Linked DNA regions of Homo sapiens: region 2 is linked to region 1. Evidence: read pairs that join two places in POLR2A ChIA-PET (ENCODE). Cell type or tissue: GM12878. All regions are shown on one strand. Each heading gives the region's core, and the rest is flanking DNA. Links, peaks and the distances in the headings are about the cores only.

Region 1 (8,029 bases), core at 2,680-5,179:
AAAGCCCTCCAGCCTCTTCTCCTCAGGAGTGACTCTTCTCCAGGGTGGAGCCGGCACCCTGGATGAGAGCTCAGCTTTCATCTCTCAACAGCTCACCTCAACGGCCAGGAAGGAACCCAGGGAAGCCAGGGATTCCGGGAGGCTGCAGCTCTGTGCAGATCTCAGGCGATGGGGAGAGACCCAGGTGGAACCCACTTTGGGCTGGACGTCGTGTGTCTTTCTAGGACCCAGGAGATTCCCGTTTCAGAGTGGGCAGGGGTGCAGCTGGGGAGAAGGCAGTTCTTCTTGAGCTCCAGGCTCCTGGAGACAGGCTGTGCCCCAAAAGTGACTCTAATGAGGATGGAGGCCTGCCTGAGGCAACTCGAAGGGGATCCAGGCTCAGGGACCCTTGTTCCCTCCACATAGTCATTTGTGCGTCTCACAGACCCCCAAAGGTCGAGCCTTCGAATACCGGAGAGTCTACAGCTTGTACACAGAGATGTCTGAGCTCAAGCTCTGGTGAGACGGATAGAAGGATGGAGAAAACCTCCTCTAGCTCCGGCCCTGGAGTGGGTCCTGGGCTCTGGACGGATGACAGCTTGGTTCAGAGCCCTGCAGTCCTCTTGAGCCACAGAGGCTGCTTGGCTAAGCCAGGCCTCAGCCCCCAACCCAGCTTGAGATCTGGAATTTCCTGGAATGCAAGTGACTTCAAGGACTAGAGCGAATGCCTCAGAGCTAACTTCTCACCAACCTTGTCTCATTAACCTCACAGAAGCAGCCAAAGCTGGGCTCGCTGGGCAGCTGCCTGTGCAGGCCCTTCACGGGAGGCCTCAGGCCCCAGAAATCACATCGGGCTCTCCATACCTTGGTGATATTCAGCCACCCACGGAGAGGGTGGGACTGCTGTTTCTTAAGCCAGCACATATTCCAGGCAAGGGTTGAGCCCTTCCCTGGCGGGGGCAGCTGGGGTGAGGGTTGTGGGGGGTGTCCTAGCTGCTCACAGGGCCCTGCCTAGTCCCTGACCTCTCGCACCAGGCTGGCGCTCAGAAGATGCTCTCTGAGCAAACTCCTCCTTGTAGTGCTTGTGTCAGATGTACTATGGGGTCAGGGAGCAAGCCGCCCACAGTCAGGCCACCTGCAGCCTCTCCCTGGCACTGGGCTCAAGGCCCAGTTGGAGCAGGCCCTCGGCCTGTCTTCTGCCTAAGAGAATGCACTGTCCTTCTGGCCAGGGCTATCCACAACCCTGCTGACGCCATGCATTTTTGACCTTGGCCTTTCTCGTGAGGAAACTCAGATCACACAACACGGGGGACTGGGAAAGCTGGAGTCAGCATTTCTGTTCTGAGGTGGCCGGGGGCAGAAGACTTCTCTGCAGCTAAAGGAATCCATCTGGTGTGGAGACGGGGCCTGGATGGAGCCCTGGGGCTGGAGGCTGGCACTTCCAATCGAGACTGCCCGTTTGGTCCTGCCCTGGGTGACAGTATACAGGCTTATCTTGGCCACCCCACAGGAAAGAGCCAGGAACACAGAGAAAGGTGGTCCGCCTCTTGGACCATACCTGGGACAGAAGGAAGCACCTTCACTTTGAAGAATGGATGAATCACATCTGGTACACGTGGGTCCCCAGGGCCTTGGTGACTATTCTAGGAGACCATGAGTTGGGAAAGGTATGGCAAGGCACCCACAGGAGAGCTGATGACAACTGAGAGGATCAGTGACTGTGGATGATGGACCAACAAGGGCCAGCTGTCCTCTCCACAGAAAGATGGGTGGAAGAACGGTCATTTTCTTTATGACAGCGGGGCAGCCTCAGTCTCTCATTTCCACAGCTAGGGTGAGGACCACCTTCTCTATTGGGAGTTGGAACTGGACACTTCTCCCTAGCATTTTTCTGCATTAGAATGTGGGCTTGATATGAGGCACTTGTCTCTTGCCAGAGATGGAAAGTGCTTCCAGCAGTCTTCTTTGGCTCTTTGTAAAAAGGGCAAATATGACATCGCTTTGGGTATCCCTGGTGCCCTCATCTCCCACGAGGAGAGGCCCACCCCACCATCTCCCCCACGTAGCTGTGGGGAGGATGCACTGGCTCCCAAGCTTCTGAGTTCAGCCATCGTTCTACTTGGTTTCCTGGCTCCTACTCCTACTGGGGAATGGGGTGACCCCATTAAGAGGCTGGACTACACGTGGGCCCCGTAGGCAGACCACCAAGCAGATCCTGAAATGGTGTCTTTGGCCAGAGGCCTCATTCAGCCCAGATCTCCCAGAATATCACCATCTGCAGTTAGCCTTGCAGGGGTCAAATTGTGAGTTCTGATCTTTACATTTTATTTTAGAGATGGGGTCTTGCTGTATTGTCCAAGCTGGACTCAAAGTCGGGCTAGAGTGATCCTCTGGCTTCTGCCTCCCAAGAAGCTGGGACTATAGGTGTGCAGAGTTCTGATCTTTGGTCCCGGAAAAAAGGTCAGCACAGCCCGGAATGGGACCACTTCAGAACCATACTCTTTTCCTTCTTTGTACTACTCATTACCAGGGGCTTCCCAGGCCCATCGAGAAACCTGGTCCTGTAGACCTCTGTGCCACGGCCCCACCATTCCTGCTGGACAGCTTAGGCTCAGGGGCTGCCATAAGATCCAGCCCAGCTCCTGGGGCTACACTGGTGGTGTCGTGCTTGGTGCGGAAAACCCCAAGGCTAGGGTTTACAACCCTTGTCCCTTATGCCCTATCAGGCCCCTTCCACAGGCCCTGCCCTTCTCTCCACCCCATGGGGCTGGGGACCCTCCCTGGCCAAAGTCCAGCAGACTGGACAGACCCTCCAGAAAGTAATGGCAGGAGACGCACGGGACGTTTGACCCATTTGTCTCCCTCTACCTACGTGTGCAGTCCTTCTGGTTTTGGGCAAGGTCAAAGCCGGGCCTGCAGTCGCAGGCCACCCCACCTTTGGGCGTCTCCCGGCAGATGTGGGCACAGCCATGGTCTTTGTTCATGCAGTTCATACCCTCTGGGAAGAGAGACAGACAAGAGACGGGTTGAAGACCAGGCAGAGAGGGAGAGAGAAAATTTCAGGCTGAAAGGGGATAGCCAATGATATGTAACAATCAAATGGGCTGTCATTGCATGTATCATGCACACACACGCACTTGCGCACACACACATATGCGTGTGTGCAGCAGCCATCTACATGGATATCCCTTAGGGAGAAAGCAAGGGCACGGTGCCTGGGTCTAGATTCAGGCTTTGCTCTGTGAGTTGCACTGTAAATGGCACCTCGTGACCCACGGAGACCAAGCTCTTGCTCTAGGTCAGATTGTGGGGCATGGTCTGTAGAACTACTTTTGTGTCAGGGTGATTTGCTCCCCTCTCCCGAGCCACCCATGGTTCTAGGGTACCCCCCACCCGCCCAGCAGACTGGATCTCCCCTCTCTGTCTGCCTGGAGTGGCTCATACCCCCTTCCGTTGACCTCAGTTGATGTTTATCTTCCTGGTGATTTGTGAGGCGTTTCTAGAATTTATGAGGTCAGGGGTCAAGTGAGAGGTTGTAGGTCACAAGTCCATCAAGAGGCCAAGGCAGATGAAAGGGAAGCGCCTCTGTCTGCCAACCCACCAGCTCTGTGACCTGCCTTCCACCTCCACCCACAGGAAGCTCAGGCAGGAGTGAAGCCGGCTCGGGGAGCGGCAGTGAAGGCTGCAGACGGCGAACACGCACAGGGCAACCTCCTTCCCCCGGGACACACCGGCCTCTTGTTCCAAGGGAGGACTGGCTCAATCCTGACCCCGTCCACTTTAAATACGGGTATGCAGCAACACAGAATAGATTTAAGAACACAAACACCCTGCTAGTTGTAATAAAGACAAAAACGTCTAAAGTTAAAAATCAAACAAACAAATGGAAATGAGGAAGCCTGCATTTTGCCCGGCACTGTAACTCCTGGTTTCACCTGATTTTGCGACTCATATTTCCTCACCTTGATTTTCTCACTAATCAATCAAATTGTTGGAATGACGCAGAGTCTAACTAAGCAACGAGTTAGCACGGAAAGCGCTTTCATGCTGCTGCCCTGCACAGAAGCTGCAAGTTCACACGGAAAGACCCTTTCCGCTGGCTCGATTCCAAAACAGCATCAGCGCCTGAGTCACACAGATAGTGGCGTGCGGTCAACGCTTAACAGCCGGCAGGGGTGGAGGCTGATTTGCAGTATTTACCAATTTACGTGGGATAAATACGCCAGCCACGGCTAATTTCAAGGTACCAGGGAGATGTCGCCAAGGGTAGAGCTGGGAACAAATGTGCACAGTTGGCTCTCACAAGCTGAGACAAGCCAGCCATAGCACGTCCCTTTCTTAGAAAGGTCGTTGTAAAGTCAGGCAGATGTAGGTGTGAATCTGGCTTCCTTCCTGGCTGTGGCCTGGGAGACAACTGCTTCCCTTTTCTGAGCCTAATCTTAGAAGGGGCAGGATCACCTCTGTCTCACAGAGGAGCTGTGCAAATTAAATCCAGTTACAGACAGGAAATGCCAGGCAATAAGAGACGAGGTCTGTCTGTGGGGGCACTGGCTCTTGAGGCCGGTGTCTCTCCTGCAGGTCTGGAGACAGCGTGGCTCCTCCCTGGGGCCTGGCTGGACCGGGTGGCCAGAGGCGGCTCTCGGTAGAGAAACCTTCCCAGGCTACTGAGACATATTCAGTCCCTCATCAGGTCCTCTGGGAGCCTCCTGCCCTGGTAAGGGTTTGGCCAGTGGGTGGTGGCCAGCAAGCCATCTCCCTGACCGTTACTGACAGCTGTTGTCGGCGGTGGGCTGAGTCCAGGGTCGCCCCCTTCATCCCTGTTCATTTGGCTTCCATGGCTCCCTGCTGTTCCAGCTTCTTCACAGCTGTACACACTCCACGGTTCGCCATCCCACAATGCCTGCTGGGCAGCCCCCGAGGGTGCTCCATCTCCCCTTGCTGCTCCTTCCTCCTGGGCCGGACACCCTCTCCTATCTTCCATAAACTAAATCCTAGGCCTGCCTCAAACTCCACCAGTTCCCCAAAGCCTCCTGGCTCCTGCCTTCTACTCCCTGTGTCTCCCCATGCCACCACCCATGTGAATTTCCTAGGGCTGTCCTATGGCCGGCACAGGAGATCAATGCTGTAAGCAGATCTGTGCTTTCTTCCTGAGCTGGGAAGAGCCCAAGGGCCCTTGTTTGGCAAAGGCTTATAGATGATGAAGAAAGGGAGATTGAATTTCCATTCCCAGCCAAAGAATCACAGTTTACAAGAAGCCTTGCTAATCATCACCAACCATACATTTGTCACTGGGGAGCTGATGCACGCCGGAGCCCTGGGTAATGGAATATTAAGCCCTAGAGGTCTTTCAGTTTTCTCCCTCGTCGTGGACTTGCCATCAAGTGATCTTTCTTCTTGAGACTCTAAAGACTTTAACACTGAGCCAAGATGTTGTTGTTTTCTTGGTGAAGGACACTTTGGGGACGTACTCTAGCATGACTATGGACTGCAGTAACCCACAGTCAATAAGACACTAAGCAACAGAATCGCAGAGCTGGGAAGGGTGAGCCCCAGGCCCTATCTGTAGTCAGCTGGTCTCAAAGGTCTCTACTTTACCTCTCAACAACTTGGGGAAGAGGGTGGAGCCCTTCGTCTCCCACCTAAAGACCCTGAGGTAGAACTGAGGTCCTGTGATTAGCCATCCTCACTCAACACCCCACGGTAGGCCCCCTGCACGCTGCCTCTCACCCAGCATCCCCAGCACGGGAGCCCCCACTGGCTCTGCAACGGAGAGCAAGGGACGGGCCAGTGATTGTTAGTGGGACTGGCTTCAGGACCTCTTTACATTCCTGACAATTATAAAGGAGCCCAAATCGCTCTGATGGACGTGTTTATGTGTTACAGCTATCGAGACTGGCTAGATACTACAGAGAGAAATTTACATTTACTTATTAACTTATTTAAAAACAAGATAAAAAACTTGTTACATGGGGGTGGGCATGGTGGCTCACGCCTGTAATCCCAGCACTTTGGGAGAGCGAGGCGGGGGGAATCACCTGAGGTCAGGAGCTCGAGACTAGCCTGGCCAACGTGGTAAAACCCCGTCTCTACTAAAAATACAAACATTAGCCAGGTGTAGTGGTGCAAGCCTGTAATCCCAGTTACTTGGGAGGCTGAGGCAGAAGAATTGCTTGAACTCAGGAGGTGGAGGCTGCAGTGAGCTGAGATTGCGCCATTGCACTGCAGCCAGGGCGACAGAGTGAGACTCCATCTCAAAGAAAAAAAAAATATTACATGTTAGCACAAGTCATATATTTGTATTAAAAGCTATATTTTCCAGAACAAGGAGGGTGCCCTGAGATGCCCCAGTCAGGCCCGCGCGAGCCAGGCTCACCCGCTGCATGGTGAGGCTGTGGTCAGGCTGGAGTCTGCTCAGCTTGAGTGCTTCTGAGGCGCCTCCTCCCCGAGAAGGGTGGTTGGGGGAGCATCACTATCACATTTCAAAATGACCCTACAACCACTGCAAGGATGGCTGCTACTGCCTGGCCTGGGGGCTGACTGTGGCTTCCGAAGCACTCATCAGCTCCTCTGTCAGCTGCATTGCTTTCACCTCCACTCACGGGCAACACTGGCTTTTGGAGGCCACAAGCAGATAGGCTCCGTGGCTGGCGGAACCACAGAAGGTCAGGGTTGGACCCCTCCCTGCAGCGCATCTTGTCTGTCTATCTTATAGAGACAGAAAATGAGCCCCTGAGATGGGAAATCAATGTCCCAGCACATACAGCAGGGCTGGAAGCTGGGCCACTGGGCTCCCAGCCTAAGTTCTCCTACCTTGGGGTCACTCGGCTACACCTGTGGGACCCAGATGGCTAATAGGGAGCAGACGTTTCCTGGGGGGAACCGATTTGGGAACCTGGTGCAGAGTGGGCGACTACACGGTGCCTGTTACTGGCCACTGTTTCCAGACGTAAGAGCCCAGCGAAATCCAAGGCCAGTTCAGATGCTACGTCCCCTGAAGCTCTCGGAGCAGCCCCTCCACGAAGCACATACCCTGGCTCCTCTTTTGACCTTCCACGGCTGTTACTGGCAGGCCCTGAGTGTGAGGACAAAGCCTCCGCTCCCCTGCAGCACAGGATGTCTGTTTTCTCGGCTGTGAAATGGGGATGTAATAATCTTTGCCCCTGAGAGTTGCTGGGAAGCTGAAACGAGGTGACAATATCGAGGGAGACACAGGGAGGGTCTTGGTAGAGCAAGGCTGCTACGACAGCACTCCTATCTGCCCTTGCTTCATTCTGCCTCGTAGGAAATCGGAATAGTTGCTTCCGTCACACTCTTTCCTGCCAACCGTGGGTAACCCGTTGGGGAGACATGAGCTTCATTCTTTTCAGTATCACGAGTACCCAGCACAGGGCCTGGCACAGGGTTAGGGATCTGCAAACAGTGGGTGAAAGAAGGAAAGGGAAGAATGAGTGGGGAAAGAGAGGGGAGAATGGAAAGGGAGAGAGGAGGGAGCAAGGAAGGAAGAAGAGAGAAAGAAAGCCCCCTATTTCGGAACAGATGAAGCGGGTTGTCTGTTATTTTAGGAGGCAAGGCTAGAATTTTGAAAATGCTCTTATGGCATCCCTAGCTGCGTGTGCTAGAAACACAGCGCTTCGGATGCCTGATGTGGGAAATTCGCAGCACATGATAAAGGCTCTGAGAAGTCCTGCGGTCCCTGTGGAACAGTCCCTTCCCCCTCACTTAACACAGCATGCTGGACAGGAAGAGACCCCAGCACTAGCAGGGTCTAAGGGTGGCCCATTCTAGCTCCTCACCAGACAGATAAAGCAACAGTGACACAGCGACCAGGGTGGCAGGCTGGGGCAGGGATAAGGCACTGGCCCCACCCACTGGAGCACCTGCGGTATCCTCTGTGCCTCCGAACCTCAGAGGGAGAGCGGGTGGCATGCCCTCTCTGCCCTCTCCCAGAGGGGCCATCTGAGGGCAGTGAGCTAACGGGAAGGAATGCCAACTCATCCCCTCCTGCAGGTGGTATCTCTGGGTGGCAGCTGGGGCCATGAGGGCTAAGTTG
Region 2 (8,029 bases), core at 2,744-5,243, 370 kb before region 1:
CTCTGCTTCTCAGCCTCCTAAGATGGCTGGGCTTGGGTCCTCTGTGCCAGGAAAAGGCCACCCCTGCCAGGGCTGGGGCATGCCCAGCAGAGAAAGAGCTCCACAGCGCTGTGGCTATTCCCCTATTCCCCACAGCCATCCACACTGCCCGTGCCCACTACCTGGCAGCCCTGCATGGGAGCCTAGCTCAGAAGCCCAAGACACATAGCTGTGGGTTCAGCGCCCAGCATCTGGAGGATACTGCTGAAGTGACACAGAGCAGCCCCATCTCAGGAGCCTTCAAGACACAATAGCCTCCCGGGAGCTCTCAGGGTACTCAGTGGCAACAAGATGCTCCACCTCTGGGCTGCCCCTGCCCTCAGCCTGTGCCGACCCTGCTAGCCCCAAGTCCTGCCCCCAGCACAGGCCAGGTACTCAGCAGGGTCATCACTGTTCTGGAAATCCCCTTGCAGGGCATAGAAAGTTCTCAGCGAACACCCATGGAGTAAAACAAGAGGCGGCCTTCACCCTTAGGTGGATTGTAATATTTTAGCACTAAATGCAAAAAGTTCTTTTATGATGGATGCTACAAGATGTAGTTGATGGCTGATAAGAAACATGAAAGTACATGTGCAACCAGTCAGCAATGGTATGTATGTAGGTAGGTAGGTAGGTAGGTAGGTAGGTAGGTAGGTATGTATGTACCTACCTACTTACCTACTTTAGAGATGAGGTCTCACTCTGTCACCCAGGCTGGAGTGCAGTGGTGTGACCACAGCTTGCAGCAGCCTTGAACTCCTGGGCTCAAGCAATCCTCCCGCCTCAGCCTCCAAAGTAGCTGGGACTACAGGCACGTGCTACCACACCCAACTAAGTTTTTAAATTTTTTGTAGAGATGAGGTCTCACTATGTTTCCCAGGCTGTGTGCTGGATTTTGGAAACTGCGTCAAGAAGGGTGGTGGGGAGGGACTGGCCTCCTCTCCAGAGCTCTAGGCACACAAGGACCTCTCATATCCTGCAGTCACTGGCCAGACCAAAGAGGCAGGGAGGGTCCCAGGAGGGAACCCACTACAAACTGTCCCAGTCATCCTGCCAGGCGCTTATGTCCAACCTCGAGCCCTGGGCCTGTTCTGCAAAAGCCTGAGTTGATGTTCTGGGTGGCTGTCAAACATGAAAGGCCTCTTCCTCTCCATCTCTGTCTCCCTTTCTCTCACACAGGCACGCCCCCGCCCAACATGGAGAAGCCCCATCTTTCCTCTAGGCACCTTTTTGGGCACCTGATTCCCTGGGATTCTGGCAAAGGCCCGAGAGTTCTCCCGGACCTTGTGCTTCTTGAGCCCAGGTGCCTCCCACTCAGTAGTTGGTTCCAGGCTCCTCACCTGATCCCACCGTGGAGGCACCTGGGCTGCTTCAAAAGCCCAGATTCCTGGCTCCAGCAATGGGAGTGAGAGGGGTTTCCCAGAGGATTCTGACACTTGGTCTGAGTGACGAACTCTCGTGTAGATGACGTGTTCCCCTTGCTACACCGACGGCATAGCAGTGAGGAACAGTGGAGAAAGGGCATATGTATGGGCTTGAGGTCAGAAGTTCCTGCTCTCACCTGCTGGATGGCACGTGACTTAACCTCTCTGATCTTGGTTTCCTCATTCACAAAACAGGGATGCCACCACCTAACTGACAGGGGCCAGGAAAGGCTGGTGGGTAGTGAAACCAGCTTAGGCCTCTTGCCTCCCCTCTGCCCATGTCCTCTTCCTGGAGTGCAGCCTCTCTCTACCTCATTCCGTCTCTCTCTGCAAATCCTGGTTGGGAATCTCCTCTCCAAACACCGAGGCAGGGCAGGCCCTCGGCAATCACACCCCCCAGCCCTCACCCCTCATGGCTGACCAAAGGAGGGGAGGTGGGGCCGAGGGCTGAGCCCCTCCCTTCCTGTGAACTTTTAAATCACAAGACGATGACGCTGTCTGGTTTTAAGTCCTGTGACTCCAGGACCTTCCAGGCAGAATCACTTATCTACACCTGCGGAGCATGTAATAGTTTACACAATGATTTCTCATTAACCCATGGGGCAGAAAATCTCCGCTTCACAACAGAAATGGAAGGGCACCCATGATGCCACAGTGCCTGGTCACGGTCTCTCCTTGGCCAAAGACCACCCTTCTGCCACCCCTGGCTCCACAGCCTCTGCCTCACTTTCGGGGCCTGTCACTGTGGAGACTGCAGGGCCCCTCCATCCTCCCTCCCACCTGGCTCCCCCAGACAAGCGCTCCCAGCCTGCAGTCCCTCCCCCAGGTCTCTGCCCCCAGCCCCTCTCCCTACACAAGCAGAGCAATCCTTCTAAACCATCTCACCCTCCTCACCTCCTCCCTGATCCCACCCAGGCTCAGGCCTTCCTGAGTGGCTCCTGGTCAGCAGCATCCTAAGCTCCTTACTCAGCCTGGCTGTCCAGGCCACTGGTGATTTGGTCCTCATAACCCTCCATACCAGCTCACACCACACCCATTCACACCCACCACTGGCCACAACCATTCACACCTGCCACCAGCCACACCCATTCACACCCACCACTGGCGACGCCCATGTTGGCACAAGCAGCTCCCTGCAGCAATCCCAGCTGTCCTTGTGTCTCTGAGCACCAAGAGCTGTCTCTTACCCCTGGCTTGCCCAGAGCCTGGCTCTGTCCCTTGACTGAGCAGGTACAGTGGCTATGGTGAGGCGAGGTGCTAGGGCACTCACCTGTGGCCTTCTTGAGGACAGGGGTGTGTTTTATTGGTTATTTATCCCTCTATCCACCCATTCACCCAAGCAGTTACAGAAGGCTATATGCCAGACACGTCAACAACTGACACGGTGACACTCGACGTGTAAAAACAAGTGTACAGTTTACCTTAAGAACATCTTGCTTGCACTTTTCTATTTTGTCTTGCAATTTCTTGAGCTGTTCAGGGTTGAGGGATGGGTCTGCCTTGCTGTTGGCTTCTCGTGAGATAGCCAGCTTCTCCTCTTTGCACGCTGCATGGTGGGCTTTCTTTGCTGCTTCTACCTACAGGGAGAATGAGTTCCTGAATGCCATGTCACTGGGAGTTCAGGATCCTCACTAGAAGTCACACAGACCATGGGAATGCTTGTGCTACCAAGAGGGGAGAAAAAGGCAGGTACAAAATTGTATGTATACTATCATAGCAACCAGTCACAACAGGAACGCACTCAACACATATTCATGGAGTACTTGCTTGTCCTGTGCATGGTTCGAGGCACCAGGAACACAGCAAGAAACACAAGGTCTTTGTGAAGCTTTCATTTGAGTTGCAGGAGGCAGATACAGTATAGGAAAAGTTACATGCCAGAGTCAATTAGAGGGCATTAAGTGTAGGGGAGGACAACTGAGACGGAGCATGGGGTGGGTGGAGAAAGCCACTGAGATGACATGGAACACGCACATGGAGCACGCACATGGAACACGCACATGGAGGGGTTATGGGCATCCCAGGAAGACCATGCCAGGCCGCAGGATCGGCAAATACAAAGAAAGTTCCAAGGAGGAACCCAGCATGAGAGAGAGGACCATACTAGGGGGCAGGGCCATCAGCCACATTTCCTCTGGTTTTAATGGTTTTTACACACACACACACACACACACACACTCTTAACAGATCCTTCCTTATTTGAGCCAAAGCCACAAATTTCATTCTAGAGGGAAGGAGGAGTTTATTAGCAAAGGCCTCATGAGACACAGACAGTTTCATTATGAATGGGGCCAGGGACAAAACAGAAGAGAAAGGAGATGTGACAAAAGCTAAGACACAGAGAAAAGGAGACACAGAGAAAACCATCCGGAAGGACAGAGGCATGTTCTGGATGATTCTGAGGCGGAGGAAGGCAGCGCAAGGCCAGAGAACATCTGGGTGTTGGGGGTGGCACATCTACCGTCTACTCCATTCCAGCTAGGAATGGGGGGCGAGGCTGCAGGCAGGGGCGGGGCACACAAGCTGAGGGCTGGGGTGGACAGATGACAGCCTCCAACTAGCCAAGGCTCGACAAAACTCAATGGCTTTGGTTGCTACTTTTAGAAAAACAGGTATCAATGTTTGAAATTTTGGGATAAAAACCTATGCAAGAGAAAGAAAAATGTAAACTAGTTCTTTCTATCGTCAAAGGGACTTGAAAAAAAAATAAAGTGAAAGCAAGTTTATTGAGAAAGTAAAGGAATAAAGAAAGGCTACTGCACACGCAGAGCAGCCAAAGGGACTTTTTTTTTTTTTTTTGAGACAGAGTCTCCCTCTGTCACCAGGCTGGAGTGCAGTGGCGTGATCTCAGCTCACTGCAACTTCCACCTCCTGGGTTCAAGTGATTCTCCTCCCTCAGCCTCCTGAGTAGCTGGAACTACAGGTGCCCGCCACCACGCCCTGCTAATTTTTGTACTTTTAGTAGAGATGGGGTTTCATCATGTTGGCCAGGATGGTCTCAATCTCCTGACCTCGTGATCCGCCTGCCTCAGCCTCCCAAAGTGCTGGGATTACAGGCGTGAGCCACCGCGCCCGGCAAGGACTTTTAAGTCTCCAGCAGACACTTCCCCAGGGTTGGGAGAAGTACTGTTAGTGGTTAAGAGCTTGGGCTTTGAGCTCTACCACCAATGTATGGTTCTGATCCTCAGTTACCAAATCTGTAAAATGTGTTGGTAGGATCAAATTTAAAGAATGCCCTGTAATTCCAGCACTTTGGGAGGCCAAGGTGGGTGGATCACCTGAGGTCAAGAGTTCGAGACCAGCCTGGCCAACATGGTGAAACCCCGTCTCTACTAAAAATACAAAAATTAGCAGGGTGTGGTGGCATGTGCCGGTAGTCCCAGCTACTCGGAGGGCTGAGGCAGAATTGCTTGAACCCAGGAGGCACAGGTTGCAGTGAGCTGAGATTGCACCACTGCACTCCAGCCTGGGAGAGAGAGTGAGACTTTGTCTCAAAAAATAAAAATAAAAAATTTAAAGAATGCACATAGAGCATTCAGCATCTTCAACCTGGGTAAATGTCAACTACCATGGGCTTCTAGCCTGAGGAGTGGCTTCATCTCTACCAGGTCTGGCCTCCTGTGCCTACAGCCAGTGGCAGGAAGTCCTAGGTGCAGGAGGTGGTGCTGCTAGTGGGGTGCCAGGCAGAGCAAGGCCGGGCAGGGAAGCCTGCAGGACAGATGTACCTCTTTCAGCTTCTTGGCCCAGGGCTTCTGTGCCTTCCGAAAGCCGTCCTCAGCTTCCTTGGTCTCCTTGAAGCCGCCCATCATCTGCTTGTGAAAGGCTTCCTTCTGCCAGTTCTTGATCTTCTCGAAGTCATCGTTCATCAGTGAGGCCTTCACCTCGAGGTGCAGCTCGCTCACCCTCTCTGCCTCGGACATGAAGGCCATCCAGGCCTTCTCCACGGTCCCGTACTGGGGCCCTGTGCAGGGGAGAGAAGCTGCGGGTCACTCAGCGCCGGCCATGGTGGGGTCTGCTCTGCTCACACCTCGGCTGTTCAATGTGGCCATTTAGACCACAGAGGGTTTCCTTTCAGGGTTTCAGATATTTTTCTCTCAGGGACTCTGTGCCTTTTTCAGTTCCCAAAGCTGAATTTGCTCTGCCCCTCGTGTTAGGAAAATTGGGGGATTACATGCCTTTCCTTTATTTTTATTTTTGGGATGGAGTTTCGCTCTTATTGTCCCGGCTGGAGTGCAGAGACGTGATCTTGGCTCACTGCAAACTCTGTCTCCCAGGTTCAAGAGATTCTCCTGCCTCAGCCTCCCGAGTAGCTGGGATTACAGGTGCCCGCCACCACGCCTGGCTAAATTTTTGTATTTTTAGTAGAGACGGGGTTTCACCATGTTGGCCAGGCTGGCTGATCTCGAACTCCTGACCTCAGGTGATCCATTCGCCTCGGCCTCCCAAAGTGCAGGGATTACAGGCGTGAGCCACCGCGCCCGGCCATGCCTTTCCTTTATTTAAAGCCACTGAACTCTATAAAAACTCAAATTTCCACATCTTAGAAGTCTTAATTTACTTAAAGGTGGCCAGAGAAGGGGGGACCTTCTGAAGTGAGCAGATGCTTCTCCCAGGTGTTGGGCACCCACCCACACCATGCCAACGCTTCTCCTGGCATGGCTCCTATCAGCCCTGCTTGGCCCCTGGCTAGCCCTGCACTGCCTTCCTCTGCAGGACTGTGTTCATTCACTCCCAGAAAGAGCCTGGCTCTGAGCACAAGCTTGAGAACACTGTGGAATGAGGACTGTCCCCTCAGCAGAATGGAAGCCCATCCTGCAGGAGGAAGGAGAGGAGGAAGCAGGAGCCTGCTCTGGACCAGTATGGCAGGAGGGGCTGAGTCGCCTCTCCCTACTCACTGTTCTCAGTCCCCGAGGCTCAGGAAGGAAGCCCTAATCCAGGCTGGCATTTCTATTCAGGGGGTAGGGTGGGGTGGCGTGAGGCTGGAGGGAGGGAGAGCCACAACGGAGCCGGGGCAGAAATCGAGAAGATCCATGGCTGGTCTTCAAGGTGGTCACAGGGACAGTGACCAAGTGCGCTGAGTCATGACAGAGGTGGGCTGAGGGGAGGGCAGGCTGTGAGAACCCAGAGGGGGACACGTGACTCTGGGGCTTGGAGACAACAGAGAACAGCCCCGGAAGTTGGACCTCTCTGTGCCTTCGTGTCTACAAAATGAGCACATTCCTGTCCTGTCCACAACGTTACAGCCAGACCCACAAGGTGAGGGTGGTAAGGGTGCTCTGTAAACCTCAAGCTCTGACTGACAGCTTGATCCTGGGAGAGGGGCTGCAGCAGGTGGAAACGAAATGACGACACTGCCACCGACCAAGGGAGCTGACCTATCCTAGGCCCCTCCTCTGCCACGTGCCTGCTCCACAGCCTGGGCACATACCCTGCCCTAAGGACTGTGCTAAGCCCACACAAACAACCCATGTCAGCATCACGGGAAAGGACAGGCAGCTGGACTAGACCTGGCTTGCTTGGGACCTGGCTCCCCTGATTGGCTGAGGACAGCTGGGGCTGAGGACAGCTGGTCAGCACAGGAAAGCCTGCCCCAAAACACACCTTGAGAAACCCACACTGCTCTGCTTCTGTGCCGGAAAGGCTGTAATCAGTCAAGTTCCCCTTCCCTGCTGGGAAGTGTGTTCTAAGCATGGCCCCTGTCCACACAACAGTGGCACTAATAAAGCTACAGAATCTTCTGAGCTTTTCGGTGGGGACAGAAGGGGGTGAAACCTCTGCCATACAACACCTGTAATTATTCCCTTAAAATGTAAACTCAGAAAGACTGCCAGGTGTTGCCAGCTAGTCTTATCTGACCTGCTACATGGCCAAGTTTAAAAATAAACAGCTCTCAGTGTTAGAAACTAAGGTGCCAAGCGGCAAGGCCTTCCACGTGATAGGAACTTACCCGAGTTCTGAGTTAACTCGGCAAGTGCAAGTGTGTCCTATGGATGACAAGGGCTATAGTCCTGTGTCCCCAAGGAAAGTGGACAAAAGCTCATGGAGCCTGTGCCTTCTGGTGATGGGCGCTAATGCTCCCCATAAAAATCACACCCCGCTCTGGAACTGGGAAATGCACTCTTGCCCCAATCTTAAAAGACAGAAAACTGGCATAGAGAGGGTCACAACGTGCCCAGAGCCCCCGGCTGGGGTGTAGCTGCCTCCAGGCCACAGGACCTGTGCCGGGGCCCCATACCTTTCTCCACGAGCTGCCTCCAGCGCCGGGCCCACTCAGTGAGCTGCTGCGCATACGCCTTCTCGATGCGCGCCCGCTCATGCAGGCAGTTCATGAGGTCGCTGCACAGGCGGTGGCCATCGTCGATCCGCTTCACAGTCCGCTTGTAGTTCCCGACCTAGGAGAGAGAACCAGCTGGGAGGCAGGGGGCTTGGGGCAGCCTGTCCTTGGCTGTGGCACAAATGGCCTCCATGCCAACCAGGCCCTGATGCGCCCCTGGGGTCATGTTTACCACACCCCTCTCCAAGAGTTTGAAAGGCACTCCGTGTAGTTAGATAATGAGCCTCTCTATTTTTATTATTAATAAGATCAT

Evidence for each region. Peaks named below come from ENCODE experiments on the same cell type or tissue, not always from the same donor. Only the 100,000 strongest peaks of a DNase experiment are listed, where the experiment ranks them.
Region 2: POLR2A ChIA-PET joins it to region 1 with 20 read pairs; 1 of 35 experiments calls an interaction of 5 or more read pairs at or near these places.

Annotation. Positions count from the first base shown.
Region 1 is chr22:43,259,869-43,267,897 of GRCh38, forward strand. SCUBE1 (signal peptide, CUB domain and EGF like domain containing 1) reads right to left here. Exons shown (of 22, transcript NM_173050.5): 5 at 2,852-2,977. LOC124905129 (a long non-coding RNA gene) reads left to right here. Exons shown (of 2, transcript XR_007068120.1): 2 at 1-3,855. Among named protein-coding and RNA genes, the nearest start is that of SCUBE1-AS1, 12 kb to the right of the region's middle. RefSeq lists enhancers at 3,538-4,737, 3,944-4,223, 4,149-4,650, 4,244-4,293, 4,651-5,150. In GM12878, for the core only: no CTCF peak of the experiment used is centred there; DNase peaks (open chromatin) are centred at 3,523, 4,073 and 4,383; H3K4me3 peaks cover 1,087 bases; H3K27ac peaks cover 1,485 bases.
Region 2 is chr22:42,885,780-42,893,808 of GRCh38, forward strand. PACSIN2 (protein kinase C and casein kinase substrate in neurons 2) reads right to left here. Exons shown (of 11, transcript NM_001184970.3): 3 at 7,678-7,834; 4 at 5,168-5,403; 5 at 2,864-3,019. Among named protein-coding and RNA genes, the nearest start is that of ARFGAP3, 33 kb to the left of the region's middle. RefSeq lists enhancers at 4,007-4,066, 7,244-7,343. In GM12878, for the core only: no CTCF peak of the experiment used is centred there; a DNase peak (open chromatin) is centred at 3,712; H3K4me3 peaks cover 873 bases; H3K27ac peaks cover 2,281 bases.